2 separate regions of the Homo sapiens genome follow, and region 2 is linked to region 1. A link is a contact called in ENCODE Hi-C data. All regions are on one chromosome and are shown on one strand. Each heading gives the region's core, a stretch centred on a gene start or an enhancer-like site at or near the end of the contact. The rest is flanking DNA. Distances are from core to core; before and after follow the strand shown.

The links. Hi-C counts contacts between places; a loop is a spot of excess contacts on that map. Pooled maps may share reads with other maps.
Region 2: a loop to region 1 is called in a map of gastrocnemius medialis, with 5 times the contacts of the local background. The contact joins the promoter of AAAS here to the promoter of CALCOCO1 in region 1. A Hi-C loop is called at or near these places in 3 of 168 maps with a recorded cell type or tissue (gastrocnemius medialis and naive thymus-derived CD4-positive, alpha-beta T cell), 3 of 37 single-sample maps with no recorded cell type and 16 of 50 pooled maps.

The regions. Positions count from the first base shown.
Region 1 is chr12:53,725,605-53,731,984 of GRCh38, reverse strand. CALCOCO1 (calcium binding and coiled-coil domain 1) reads left to right here and starts at 4,533. Exons shown (of 15, transcript NM_020898.3): 1 at 4,533-4,581. LOC105369774 (a long non-coding RNA gene) reads right to left here and starts at 5,406. Exons shown (of 3, transcript XR_944973.3): 1 at 5,336-5,406; 2 at 1,903-2,049; 3 at 758-944. RefSeq lists enhancers at 4,381-4,440, 5,758-6,380.
Region 2 is chr12:53,317,092-53,324,014 of GRCh38, reverse strand. AAAS (aladin WD repeat nucleoporin) reads left to right here and starts at 2,405. Exons shown (of 16, transcript NM_015665.6): 1 at 2,405-2,672; 2 at 3,323-3,450. The coding sequence starts at 2,550. RefSeq lists enhancers at 1-226, 2,239-2,288, 2,369-2,558, 3,777-3,866.

The sequences.
Region 1 (6,380 bases), core at 3,284-5,783:
CCACAGCCTCCCGAGTAGCTGGGGCTACAGGTGTGCACCACCACACCTGGTTAATTTTTGTATTTTTAGTAGAAACAGGTTTTGCCATGTTGCCCAGGCTGGTCTCTAATTCCTGTGCTCAAGCAATCTGCCGGCGTTGGCCTCCCAAAATGCTGAGATTATAGACATGAGCCACCGCGCCCAGCCAGTAAGTTACTCTTAAAGTCTCAGTCTCTTCATCTGTAAAATCTGGATAGCACCTTGCACAGTTATTGTGATGATTCAATGGGTGAAAGAGCACCTCTCACATAGTAGGCACTCAACTAGTGGTAGCTCCTCAAAGCATTCCCAGAGTCCAGGGCCAGCTTCCATTAAACATTTATTATGTGGTGGGCACCGAACTACATGAGGCAATACCAGAATTAGGACTTTTGCAAAAGAGAAAAGAGACAACATTTCAGGGAAATGGATTCACTTTTCAGCAGCTCCTTCCCAAGTTCTACGGAGCCCTTCGACAATCATGGCAGTCATCTCCCTTCCCCAGACGAGTTAAACTATATTCTTAAAAAAAAAACAACAGTCCCCAAATCTCCCACTCTCACTCAGAAATATTCTTTGATCCCAATAACTGTAACTTCCACCTGTCTTCACAGTATTATTCCCCTTTTTCAAAAAATCTTCAGTGACTAACTTCCCATTCCTGATGGGAGTGAAGTCCAAACCTTTGTACATGATGTATTGATGAGGAAAACAGTAGCTACTATAAAAAATAAACCCATTTTAGCAGTGTAACAAAATTGAAATTGATTTATTGGTCAAGTGAAATCTGAAACACATGATCCTGATTAGTGGTCCGCTCTCTGCCACGTGATGATTCAGGGAACCAGCTTCCTTCCATCCTGTGGCTCCACTGTCTTTAACATGTGGCCTTCAGGGTCACTGTGCCTAAGGTCATCTTCATCAAGCTAGACAGGAAAAAAAATAGGAAGGAACTTTTTTGGAGGGTTTTATGGGCCAGACTTGAAAATGGAACACATTAATTAAAGGAGAAGCTTAAAAATGTGGTATAGCTAGGCCGGGCGCGGTGACTCTTGCCTGTAATCCCAGCACTTTGGGAGGCCGAAGCGGGCGGATCACGAGGTCAGGAGATCGAGACCATCCTGGCTAACACGGTGAAACCCCGTCTCTACCAAAAATACAAAAAAATTAGCCAGGTGTGGTGACGGGCACCTGTAGTCTCAGCTACTTGGGAGGCTGAGGCAGGAGAACGGCATGAACCTGGGAGGCGGAGCTTGCAGTGAGCTGAGATGGCGCCACTGCACTCCAGCCTGGGCGACAGAGCAAGACTCCGTCTCAAAAAAATAAAAAAATAAAAAATAAAAATAAAAAAATAAAAAAATGTGGTACAGCTGTGTGTCCAAGAAAAAGAAAGAAACAGGTTCTGATAAACACATAGGCTCTGGCTCACTTGACATTCAAAACTCTCTATACTCTGGCTTAAGTCTGTCTTTCCAATTTTATCTTCCATTATCCAATTATCCAACTGTAGCTTCTTTTTGTTGTTGTTGTTGTTGTTGTTGTTGTTTGTTTTGTTTTTTGAGACAGAGTGTCACTCTGTTGCCCAGGCTGGAGAACAGTGGTACCATTCTGGCTCACTGCAACCTCTGCCTCCTGGGTTCAAGCGATTCTCCTGCCTCAGCCTCCCAAGTAGCCGGGATTACAGGCACGCGCCACCATACCTGGCTAATTTTTGTATTTTTGGTAGAGATGGGGTTTCACCAGTTGGCCAGGCTGGTCTTGAACTCCTGACCTCAAGTGATCCGCCCACCTTGGCCTCCCAAAGTGCTGGGATTACAGGAGCAAGCTACCACGCCTGGCCTCCAACTGTAGCTTTTATTCAGCTTTGCTGCAATCACAACCTACCCCAAAATCTAAGCGACTCACAACAACCAGTGCTGGCTTCTGATTTATGTATATGCAGGTTGTGGGTAAGCAGTAGCTCAGCTCCACAGGTCTTCTCATTCCCAGGCCCAGGCAGAAGGAGCAACTCTCATGTGGATTATTCCCATTCTAGTGGCAGAGAAGAACAAGAAAGTGGAAACTCATGTGTTCAAACATGGCATGAGTCACATCTGTTCACATCCCATCAGCCAAATTATGAAACATGACAAAGCCCAAAGTCAATGACATGAGACATCTATTCCTTCTACAGGAGATACTGCAAGTCACATGGCAGTGGGCAGGAATGAGAGAGGAAATAATTTCAAACAATTAGTCCATCCACTACAACTGCCATTTTCCATCTGGAGTACATGGCAGACATTACTACCCAGCACTCTTTCCTCAGAATCCTCAACACAACATTTCAGGCAGACATTACCAATAATCTGAGTTTGCCTAAATACATAAATAAAGGTTGAAATTGATGTGCTATTATGTGACTCTAGGCTCATTATCCATTCCCACCTCCAAATCTTTGCTTTGGCCTAGAAGAAGCTTACCCTCCCCAGTCCCCATCTTGCCAAACTATCCAAATTTAATCTATCCTTCAAATACTTGAATATTTGAAAGTAATGACTATAATTAAAATAATGAATTACATTTATTATTTTAAAATAATGAATTACATATATTATTTTAAAATAATGAATATTTACTATTCATTCTTTCAATAAAAGTAACTGAATACCTAGCATAGTACCTGCCACATATTTGTTGAATGAATCTGTTTCACATTACTTTGTGCCTTGCACTGAGCACATAAATGCTCAGTGAACATTTGTCTCCTGTTAATGAACCAGCACTGTTCCTTAGAACAATGGGAGTTAGTATCACATGCCAGAGTTTCTGGACTGGGAGTATGGTGACTGCTTGTGCTTAAATCTTGATTCTGCCACTCACTAGCTGGATGACTCCAGGCAAGTCATTAATTGTGCCTCAATCTCATCATGTGTAAAATGGGGATAATAACAAGGCGTATTACATAAGCCTGTTGTATTAAATGGGAAAATTCTTAGCATAGTTTGAACAGATCATAAGCACCCAAGAAATGGAAGTTGTTACCATTTTTAGCTCCGAGACTGTTTTCTCGTAGACCTTTATTTTGGGCGGAAGACAAGAGCCAAGAACTCTTGAGACTTGGGTCCTTGAACAGACCTCACTCTTAACCCACTCCAGACCTTGAGCTACCTCCTCATCCAGAAACTGGTTCCCTAACTCATAAATCCTGACTAATGACACAGACACATCACCTTAATGTTTGTGCAGCCCAGTAACTAATTTTTAAGTGCCTGGAGATCTTCAGATGAAAGACACTGAGGGCAGACACCGCATTCAGTCATAAAAGCAAAACACTACCAAAAAACTTGGAAAAGGCAGAAGCTCCATAACTTAGTGCAGTAGAGAATTAAAGCAGGCACCTAGGAAGAGGAAATCAATCCTTAAGACTGTAATCCTTTAATGCAGAGCCAGAGAAAGAGGTAATTCTGAATGCCTCCGACTACAGGGATGGAGAATAGCGAGAGGGGGGACAGGATGCCCAAGTCTATAACGTGACTTGGGGTGTGGGAGACGTGTCAATCTTTCACCTCTCCTAAATAAAAACCGGAACGTCAACATGTATTGTTATCCTAATTAATTTAAGCCACTTAAAAGGCTTGGGCAAACAGGCCCCATAAGTGGCTTGTTTGTGAATTGTGACAGGTCCTGAATTATGCCAAGCTCCCTTTTCAATTTCATTCTTCTCATTCCACCGCTCCTACCACCACCTCAGTCAATTGTATCCTCTTCCTAGACCCAGAAGCCACTCTGGGGGAGCCCAGTCCAGATGTGGATATGGTCAGGCCCCTTAGCACTGAAATCCTCAAGTTGGAAAAAAATGGTCAGCTGTGCAGAAGACATCATTCTTACAAGGTCTGTCCCTGAGATTGAAGTAAAGAAGAAACTGCTATACCCCAGCTATCAGTTTCCCATCCCCAAAATGGTGGGTAGCTGTGGTGTAGTGGCAAGAATATATGACGTGGAATTAGCCAAGGCTAATGCAGTTCTACATTTCATAGCTTTGACACTTCACACCGCCTCCTTAACCGTACTTCACTTTCTACATCTATAAAGCGTGCATAACGCTTAACGCCTATCTCACAGGTGGGTGCGAAAAGTACAGGACGGGACGCAACAGAAACCGCTCTGCCCACCGTTAAAGCGTTATATGGAAGGCTTTAGAGCCGTAAATCCTCCCCAGCCCCCAACAACGCACGTTACAAACCAGCAGCCACCCCTAATGCAGCCGGCCCCCTCCTAAGGGATCATGGGCCTTGAAGTCCTTTGCTGGCCACACCCTCGTTTTCTGTCATAGGAGTGAGAACTACGCCTCCCAGGATGCCGCGGTGAGGCCGCCGTCACGGACGCCCTCTTCCCCGCCCTCCTTGCGCGCAGCCTTCTGGGATGTATAGTCCTAGATCCGAGCACGCAGCGGCAAAAGGGCGCAGAAGAACCACAAACCCCAGAAGCCCTCGCGCCCACTCTTCTCCCTCCCCTCCAGAAGTCGGAGTGCTGTTTTTGTTGTTGGTGAAAGGTGAGGGGAACAGCTGATCCGTCTGTTGGGTAAGAAACTTGGCCTAATTGGGGGCGATCTTATGGGAGGGGAGGGTCACCCCACTTTCCAGTTTGGGGAAGGATAACGTAAGGGAACTGTCGAAGGGGAATACAGGAGCGTTTGGGTTGTAACCCTTTCCGTACTGGAGAAGCCACCCCCGCTGTTTGGGGAGTTCTTGGTTTCAAGGGGACTCTGATTGGGGGTGGGGGGCGCCCCCTCGTCGTCCTCTCCTTCTTCTCAATGCGTCTCTATAAAGCTGATCCCTTCAAGGGAGCTGAAATCTGCTTATTCGCTCCCAGGCAAGACGTGTCCCCTACACGTCTTCCCTCTCTCCCCTACGCAAATCCAAAGGCCTTTACGACGCTGAATCCCTGGGGAGGAAGGGGGACCTTCCAAGGTGTAGAATGTCAAGGAACTCTAGAGCCCTACAGAGTAGGGGATGGGACACCCGCTCTCCGCCCCATCATGTGAACATCTGAATCAGGCTACACACCTACATCTTAGGTGCCCAAAACTTTCTTTCGGACATGAAGAACGTTTACAGCTGTTACGGATTTTCTTTGTGGGGTGTATTTTAGGGTTCTCCAGGTATATCTTTGGGGACAATTTACCCCCACCCTTAGAAAGCTGGAAGAATTGCATTTGGAGAAAACATGGATTAGTTTCAACCAGGAATTTTTCAGGGAGATGAACATTAAAAAAAACTTTTTGTTCTACCTATTTGGGGGACAGAAGTTGCTCCTTTTTGTGTTGCTGGCTCACCTTTATCCACTGAGTTTCTGTTTTCTTTTAAAGTTCCTGTCCCCTGGACTTCAGCCTGGTGTGGGTTTGTGATGTTTGGGGGCGTGCATATGACTAGTGACAATGGCTGGTTGGACATGTCAGCTGTGAGTGACACAGGAAATAGATTAGTGGGCTGGAAAGGAGTGATGAATAAGAGGGCCATCTCACAGCCCTGGACTGAGGAGTTCTTTTGATCGTTATTATTGTTATCTGTCCTCACCCCACCCTCATATTTTCCAATTAACTCTCCCCAGCTAACTTGGAACACCCCTTCCTCTCAACCCCATCCTGTAGTGTGTCTCCAGCTACCAATACAAACAGATGGAAGGATGGAGGCTGAGGGGAGCAGAGAGAAAATGAGGAGAGAAATACTAAAGTGAAACCAGTAGGTTTCTAGTCCTGCTGCAGGCACAGTCTGGAGAGAAGAATGTTAGGTTCTTTTTGAACTATCTCCCCTTTCCTCAACGTTAAATATACATTTCCACTTCTTGGGGCCCCTTACTTCCCACTTTCTAGTCTGTTCCCTGCCCTGGGGTGGGGCTTTCCTGGCTCCAGGCCCCCACATTCCATCTCCCCACCCCCACCACGTTCCTGCTAAGCGCCTCACTCCACCCTTGAAGTTGCCGCCTCCAGAATTCTTGACTTCCTGGAATAATAAGTCAAGGGACAGAACCTGTCTTTCCTTATATCCTCCCCTTCCCTTTGTCTCTTGGATGCCAGCAGAAGCTTTCTGCTTCCCTAGAATTCATGGGGGTAGGCAGCTCAGAGAGATGAAAAGAGCTGAGAGCTCAGGAGCCTAAGGATTTGGGCTCAGTTCCCCTCGACCCCCAGCCATATTCTAGCTCTGAAAACTCAACCATTCCTTTCAGAGATTAGTTGCTGCTTTCTGATGTCATAACTCATTCCTGGATACAGCTGGGTCAACAAGCTTAGGAGTAGGTAAGGACACCTCTCTCAATGAGAGGGCCCCACACCTCAGTTGGATTTTGTATTCAAGAGCCAGGATGTGTGGGAGATGGGATGG
Region 2 (6,923 bases), core at 1,156-3,655, 410 kb after region 1:
AAAATGTGGTCTGTGCAGTATCAGCTGGGGATTCTTTGGAACTATAGCCTCTGAGCGCCACCTTAGGAGATGCTCAGGTGATTCCTATGTCCCTTAACAGTTGAGAAGTACTAGATTAGAGGAGATCCACTTGCCTTCTCAGGTGAAGTGCATTTTCAGGAGACTCTGGAGCCCTTTGTTTTCTGACCTGGTAATAACTCTCTTGGGGGGAATTTTTCAGGTGAAAAAGAAGGGCAGACACGGAATCCAGAATACTAGAACTAAATGCCCCCTAGATTATTCAATGAGACTGGTAGCTCTTGGGAGTGGGGACAGCCTTCTACATCTTCAAATCACTTAACATTTGTTAATGAACTCTGACCAAGGTCACCTAGTTGATGGCACAGTTATAGCTATTAACCTCTGACATTTGTTTAGCACTTTAAAATTTATTAAATAGCTTCATTTTATTATTTTGTATGGAAAACAACCATATGAAATAATTAGGACACTGCAAATGAGAAAAGTGAGACTCAAAGAATTCAATGTTTTTTCCAAAGTCTGTAAGAGGGGCCCCCATTCTCTTTCTTTCTTTCCTTTCTTTCTCCCTCTCCCTTCCCTCCCATTTTTTTTTGTTTTGTTTTGTTTTTTGTTTTTTTTTTTTTTTGAGACGGAGTTTCGCTCTTGTTGCCCAGGTTGGATGGAGTGCAGTGGCGCGATCTCTGCTCACTGCAACCTCCGCCTTCCAGGTTCAAGGGATTCTCCTGCCTCAGCCTCCCGAGTAGCTGGGATTACAGGCATGCACCACAATGCCTGGCTGGTTTTGTATTTTTTAGTAGAGATGGGGTTTCTCCATGTTGGTCAGGCTGGTCTCGAAATCCCGACCTCAGGGGATCAGCCCACCTCAGCTTCCCAAAGTGCTGGGATTACAGGCGTGAGCCACCGCGCCCGGCTCTTTCTCTCTGGCTTGCTTGACAGGGTCTCGCTCTTTGACCCAGGCTGGAGTGCAGTGGTGCTATCTTGGATCATTGTAGTCTGGATTCTCCTATCTCAGCCTTCTGAGTAGCTGGACTAAAGACGCTTGCCACCACCACGCTGGCTAACTTTTGAATTTTTTGTAGATACAGGGTCTTGCTATTTTGCCCAAGCTGGTCTTGAACTCCTGGGCTCAAGAGATCAGCCTCGGCCTCCCAAAGTGCTGGGATTACAGGTGTGAGCTACCACACCCAGCCTTACTTTTATTCTTAAGTGAGAATAACTGGTTTGGGTGTATCTAGGTCCAATCTCTCTGTGACTCACTTTCCTCATGGTGACAGAACAGCACCCACCTTATGGGGTTGTAAAGATTATAAAAGCACTTATCGTAACAAGTGCTCAGGAAATAGTTTTGCAGCCCGGCAAGGTGGCTCAGGCCTGTAATCCCAGCAATTTGGGAGGCCAAAGCAGGCAGATCACTTGAGGTCAGGAGTTTGAGACCAGCCTGGCCAACATGGTAAAACCTCGTCTCTACTAAAAATACAAACTTAGCTGGGCGTGGTGAAGCATGCCTGTAATCCCAGCTACTCCAGAGGTTGAGGCAGGATAATCGCTTGAACCGGGGAGGCAGAGGTTGCAGTGAGCTGAGATAGCACCACTGCCTTCATCCTGGGCAATAGAGCGAGACCCTGTCTCTCAAAAAAATAAAATAAAATAAAGTTTTCCTTTTTGAGACGAAGTTTCCCTCTTGTTACCCAGGCTGGAGTGCAATGGTGCGATCTTGGCTCACTGCAACCTCCCCCTCCGGAGTTCAAGAGATTCTCCTGCCTCAGCCTCCCGATTAGCTGGGATTACAGGTGCCCGCCACCACGCCCGACTAATTTTTGTATTTTTAGTATAGATGGGGTTTTCAGCATGTTGGCCAGGCTAGTCTGCGAACTCCTTTCAGATGATCCACCCACCTCGACCTCCCAAAGTGCTGGGATTACAGGCGTGAGCCACCGCGCCTGGCAGGAAATGTTAGTTTTCCAACCGTCCCCACCTCCCTTTCCAGGACGCCTAACCGTGTGGGTGCAGCACTGTTCCTCCTCTCTGAGGCTTTTCCCTCAGCTTTCCAGCCAGCTGCCTGTGACATAGCCTGTATTTTCCTCTGGGTGATCCACAGGCCTGGGAGGATTAATTTGGTACTTCCCTGAATGTGGCTTATTTCGGGCTTTCTAAGCGCTAAGATAGTGAGTGGGAGAAGGTGTTCGGGAATTCGGAGCTGGGAAAAACAGTAGTCTCATGGAAAACAACAGAAAAAAACCCCACTCCAGCCTGGTAACCAACGGTTGGCCGGGGGACGTGTCCGCGCTGCTCCCCCTCCGGCCGCCAGGGGGCGCAGGAAGAAGCTTTGGAGGTCTGTCCCGGGACCGCGTACTCGTCCTTCTTTCCCGTTAGTCTTTTCTTCACTTCCGTTGAGTTCCGCCTCGCCGTTTGTCCCTTGCGGTACCCGTCCGCATACGAATCTAGCCCGGGAACCGAGTTGCGGGAGTGCGGTCTGTGCCGTTCCGGCCAGGAGTTTGCCGACTGCAGACGTCCTGCGAACCGGCAAGATGTGCTCTCTGGGGTTGTTCCCTCCTCCACCGCCTCGGGGTCAAGTCACCCTATATGAGCACAATAACGAGCTGGTGACGGGCAGTAGCTATGAGAGCCCGCCCCCCGACTTCCGGGGCCAGGTGGCCAGGGCGAGGAGGGAGGGGACCTACAGGCATGGGGGCGGAGTCGGGGACTACTGGGGAAAGGAGGCAGTGTGACAGGGGCAGGGTCACAGAGTCTGGCGGAGTGGAAACAGCTTGGCCCCGGCAGGAGGCTAGAAGGGCTGGAATCTGTTTTAGGACTGGGATTGGAGTATAACGGGGGAACGGTTAAGGAGCTGTGGAGGAGGCCTAGAGGGAATGGAGAGAATGAGGGAGAATCTAGGGAGTGTGAGGATGCGGGAGAACTATCTAAAAGTTGGGGACAGTATCTGGGGAGGATCAGAAGGATACAACATGGAACTTTTTTCCATGGTGTTCCTGGGAAGGACAAGGAAGGGAAACTGACATTTATTGAGCGTTTGCTATGTAAGAAAGAGGCTGAGTCAGGTGTTTTCTAAAAATGTCATATGGTTTCATAATCACAGCAACCCTATGAAATATTATTCTAGTTGCACAGATACGGGAGCTAAGACTTGTTTCCCATTCTCACAAGTGTTAGCTTTGTGGAAATGGGAAACAGACCTCTGGAATCTCTTATACTTAGCCCAGCGGTGGGTTGGAGATGGCACGGAATTAAAGATTTGGGAAGAGACTGAATCACCGTCACACTCCTCACTTTTGTGCTATAGTGGATCAATCTTCCTGTCCTACAACTGACAAAGGATCCCCTAAAGACCCCTGGAAGGCTGGACCATGGCACAAGAACTGCCTTCATCCATCACCGGGAGCAAGTGTGGAAGAGATGCATCAACATTTGGTGAGGCATGGCAAAGGGTTTCCTGGGTCACAGTCTGCAGATCCTGGAAAATGAGTCAACACCCCTTTACCTTGGGGTGTTCTTCAAAAGACTTTTATTCAGGCTGTCTCCACGAGAGCTGTATATCCTAAATCATATGAAATTTTTAGTCCTTATTATAGAACTCAAATGCTCAATAAATGTCAGGTTCCCTTCCTTGCCCTTCCCAGGAACACTATGGAAAAAGTACTTCCATTTCATCTCTAGTAACTTGCCTTGCTTTCTGGCTTGATTAGGTGAACCTGCTCCCTGCCCCCACCTCATGGCATTACCACTTCTGAGCTTTTACCTGAAGCTCAGCAAGATCAGATATAAGGTTGCACTGAATAATCTCCTACATAGGTCATCCACTTTGCACTTGTAGGAGTGGAGCTACACTACCTGGTTTCATTTTCTTTTTTTTTTTTGAGATGGAGTTTCACTCTTGTTGCCCAGGCTGGAGTGCAGTGGCGTGCTCAGCTCACTGCAACTTCCACCTCCCAGGTTCAAGCGATTCTTCTGCCTCAGTCTCCCGAGTAGCTAGGATTACAGGCATGTGCCACCACGCCCAGCTAATTTTGTATTTTTAGTAGAGACAGGGTTTCTCCATGTTGGTCAGGCTGGTCTTGAACTTCCGACCTCAGATGATGTGCCCGCCTTGGCCTCCCAAAGTGCTGGGATTACAGGCGTGAGCCACCGCGCCCGGCTCATTTTCTTTTTCTTTTTTTTTTTTTTTTTTTTTTTGAGACGGAGTCTTGCTGTGTTGCCAGGCTGGAGTGCAGAGGTGCGATCTCGGCTCACTGCAGCCTCCGCCTCTCTGGTTCAAGCAGTTCCCCTGCCTCAGCCTCCCGAGTAGCTGGTACTATAGGCATGTGCCACCACGCCCAGCTAACTTTTTGTATTTTAGTAGAGATGAGATTTCACCATGTTGGCCAGGGTGGTCTGGCCTCCTGACCTCAGGCCTGCCTTGGCCTCCCAAAGTGCTGAGATTACAGCTACTGCACCTGGACCTATTAATGGCACATATTAATTCCTTTAAGGGTTATTTATGCCAGGCACAGTGACTCACGCCTATAATCCCAGCGCTTTGGTAGGCTGAGGCCAGCAGATTGCTTGAGCTTAGTAGTTTGAGACTAGCCTGGGGAACATGGCGAAACCATGTTCTTTTCTCTACAAGAAAAGTACAAAAATTAGCTGGGTATGGTGGCATGCACCTTTATTCCCAGCTACTTGGGAGGCTTATGTATAGGAGGATCACTTGAGCCTGGGAGGTGGAGGTTGTAGTGAGCCAAGATTGTGCCAGTGCAGTGGCACTGAGTGAGACCTTGTCTCAAAAAAAAAAAAAGGGTTACTTAATATTTTTATTAATACCATTACCATTTGTAGGATAAATTCCTAGAAATTAAGTTGCTGGCTCAGAGGGTATGTTCATCTGTAATTTTGTGAGCTGTTCCAAATAGCCCTCTGTCAAAATGGTACATGTATATGGTCCCACCAGCAGTGTATGGGAGTGCCTGTTTTCCAACACATGTGCTGTCAAGCTTTGATCTTTGGTACTTCAGTACAGTTTAATGGGCATGCCTGTGTGTGTGAAGTTGAATATCAGTTTGTTGAAAAGCCATTCATTCCCAGGCTCCTTGTCTCCTACTTCTGTGGCTGCTGCTTCTCAGGGTTTTTGGTGGCTCCTCTTCCTGATGTCCCTTAAATGTTGGTGTTCTTGGGGCTAGATTTCCAGTTGATGCATCAGACCTGGTGTTCACGTGTTTGCCAAATTATCCTGCTTGAATATTTCGCAGACTTCATATATTCAGCATGCTCAAATCCAGTCTCTTTATTTCTCTCTCCAAATCTGCTTCTCTGGATGGTTCACTTTAAGGAATGATCATATTACTCATTCAGGAAAAAGTGGTTTGAGTATAGGTTCTGGGGTAGATAGATGGTTGAATCCTGACTGCTACTTTCTACTTAGATTACCTTGTTCATATTAATTAGCCTCTTCACACCTTTGTTCTCTCATCTAAAAATGCAGTGATAGTCTGGGCGCGGAAGCTCATGCCTGTAATCCCAGCACTTTGGGAGGCCAAGGCGGGTGTATCACTTGAGGTCAGGAGTTCGAGACCAGCCTGGCCAATGTGGTGAAACTCCGTGTGTAATCCTAATTACTCAGGAGGCTGAGGTGCAAGAATTGCTTGCACCCAGGAGGTAGAGGTTGCAGTGAGCCGAGTTCACACCACTGCACTCCAGCCTGGGTGACAGAGTGAGACTCCGTCTTAACACACACACACACACACACACACACACGCACACACACACACACACACACTGAAACCCCATCTCTACAAAAAATTTAAAAATTAGCTGGGCATGATGGTGTGCACCCGTAGTCTCAGCTCCTCGGGAGGCCGAGGCAAGAATACCTGAGCTCAGGAGATTGAGGCTGCAGCGAGCCGTGATGGTGATATTGCACTCCAGCCTGGGTCACAGAGCAAGACCCTGTCTCAATAAAATAAAAATAAATGCAGTGATAACAATACCTATCTTGTAGGATTGTCATAATGGCTTGATTAGTTAATGTGAGGCACCTAGTCCAGAGCTGGCACATTGTAAGCATATTAGCTGATGTAATTATTACCTAGGTGTTTCTGTTGTATTGCTCTTTCCTTTACTAATGTCTGATTAGTCTTCACATCTTGTTTATGCTAATTCCTAAATCTCTCAAATCTGTCTCTTTTTCTTCATCCCCACCAGTTCAGGCCACTTTCACCTTTTTCCTAGGTTCCTGAAGTAGATTCTTTTTTTTTTTTTGAGACAGAGTCTCACTTTGTCACCCAGGCTGGAGTGCAGTGGCGTGATCTCAGCTCGCTGCAACCTCCGCCTCCTGGGTTCAAGCAATTCTTCTGCCTCAGCCTCTGAGTAGCTGGGACTACAGGTGCACACCACCACGCCTGGTTAATTTTTGTTTTGTTTTATTTTTTTGGTTTTTTTTTTTTGAGACGGAGTCTCGCTCTGTTGCCCAGGCTGGAGTGCAGTGGCACGATCTCGGCTCACTGCAAGCTTCGCCTCCCGAGTTCACTCCATTCTCGTGCCTCAGCCTCCCGAGTAGCTGGGACTACAGGCGCCCACCACCACACCTGGCTAATTTTTTGTATTTTTAGTAGAGATGGGGTTTCACCGTGTTAGCCAGGATGGTCTTGATCTCTTGACCTTGTGATCCGCCCGCCTCAGCCTCCCAAAGTGCTGGGATTACAGGTGTGAGCCACCGCACCTGGCCAATTTTTGTATTTTTAATAGAGATGAGGTTTCACCATCTTGACCAGGCTGGTCTCGAACTCCTGACCTCGTGATCCACCTGCCTTGGCCTCCCAGCGTGCTGGGATTACAGGTGTGAGCCACCGCACCCGGCCCTGAAGTAGATTCTTAACTGATTTATTTTTCTCTATTATTATTATTATTTT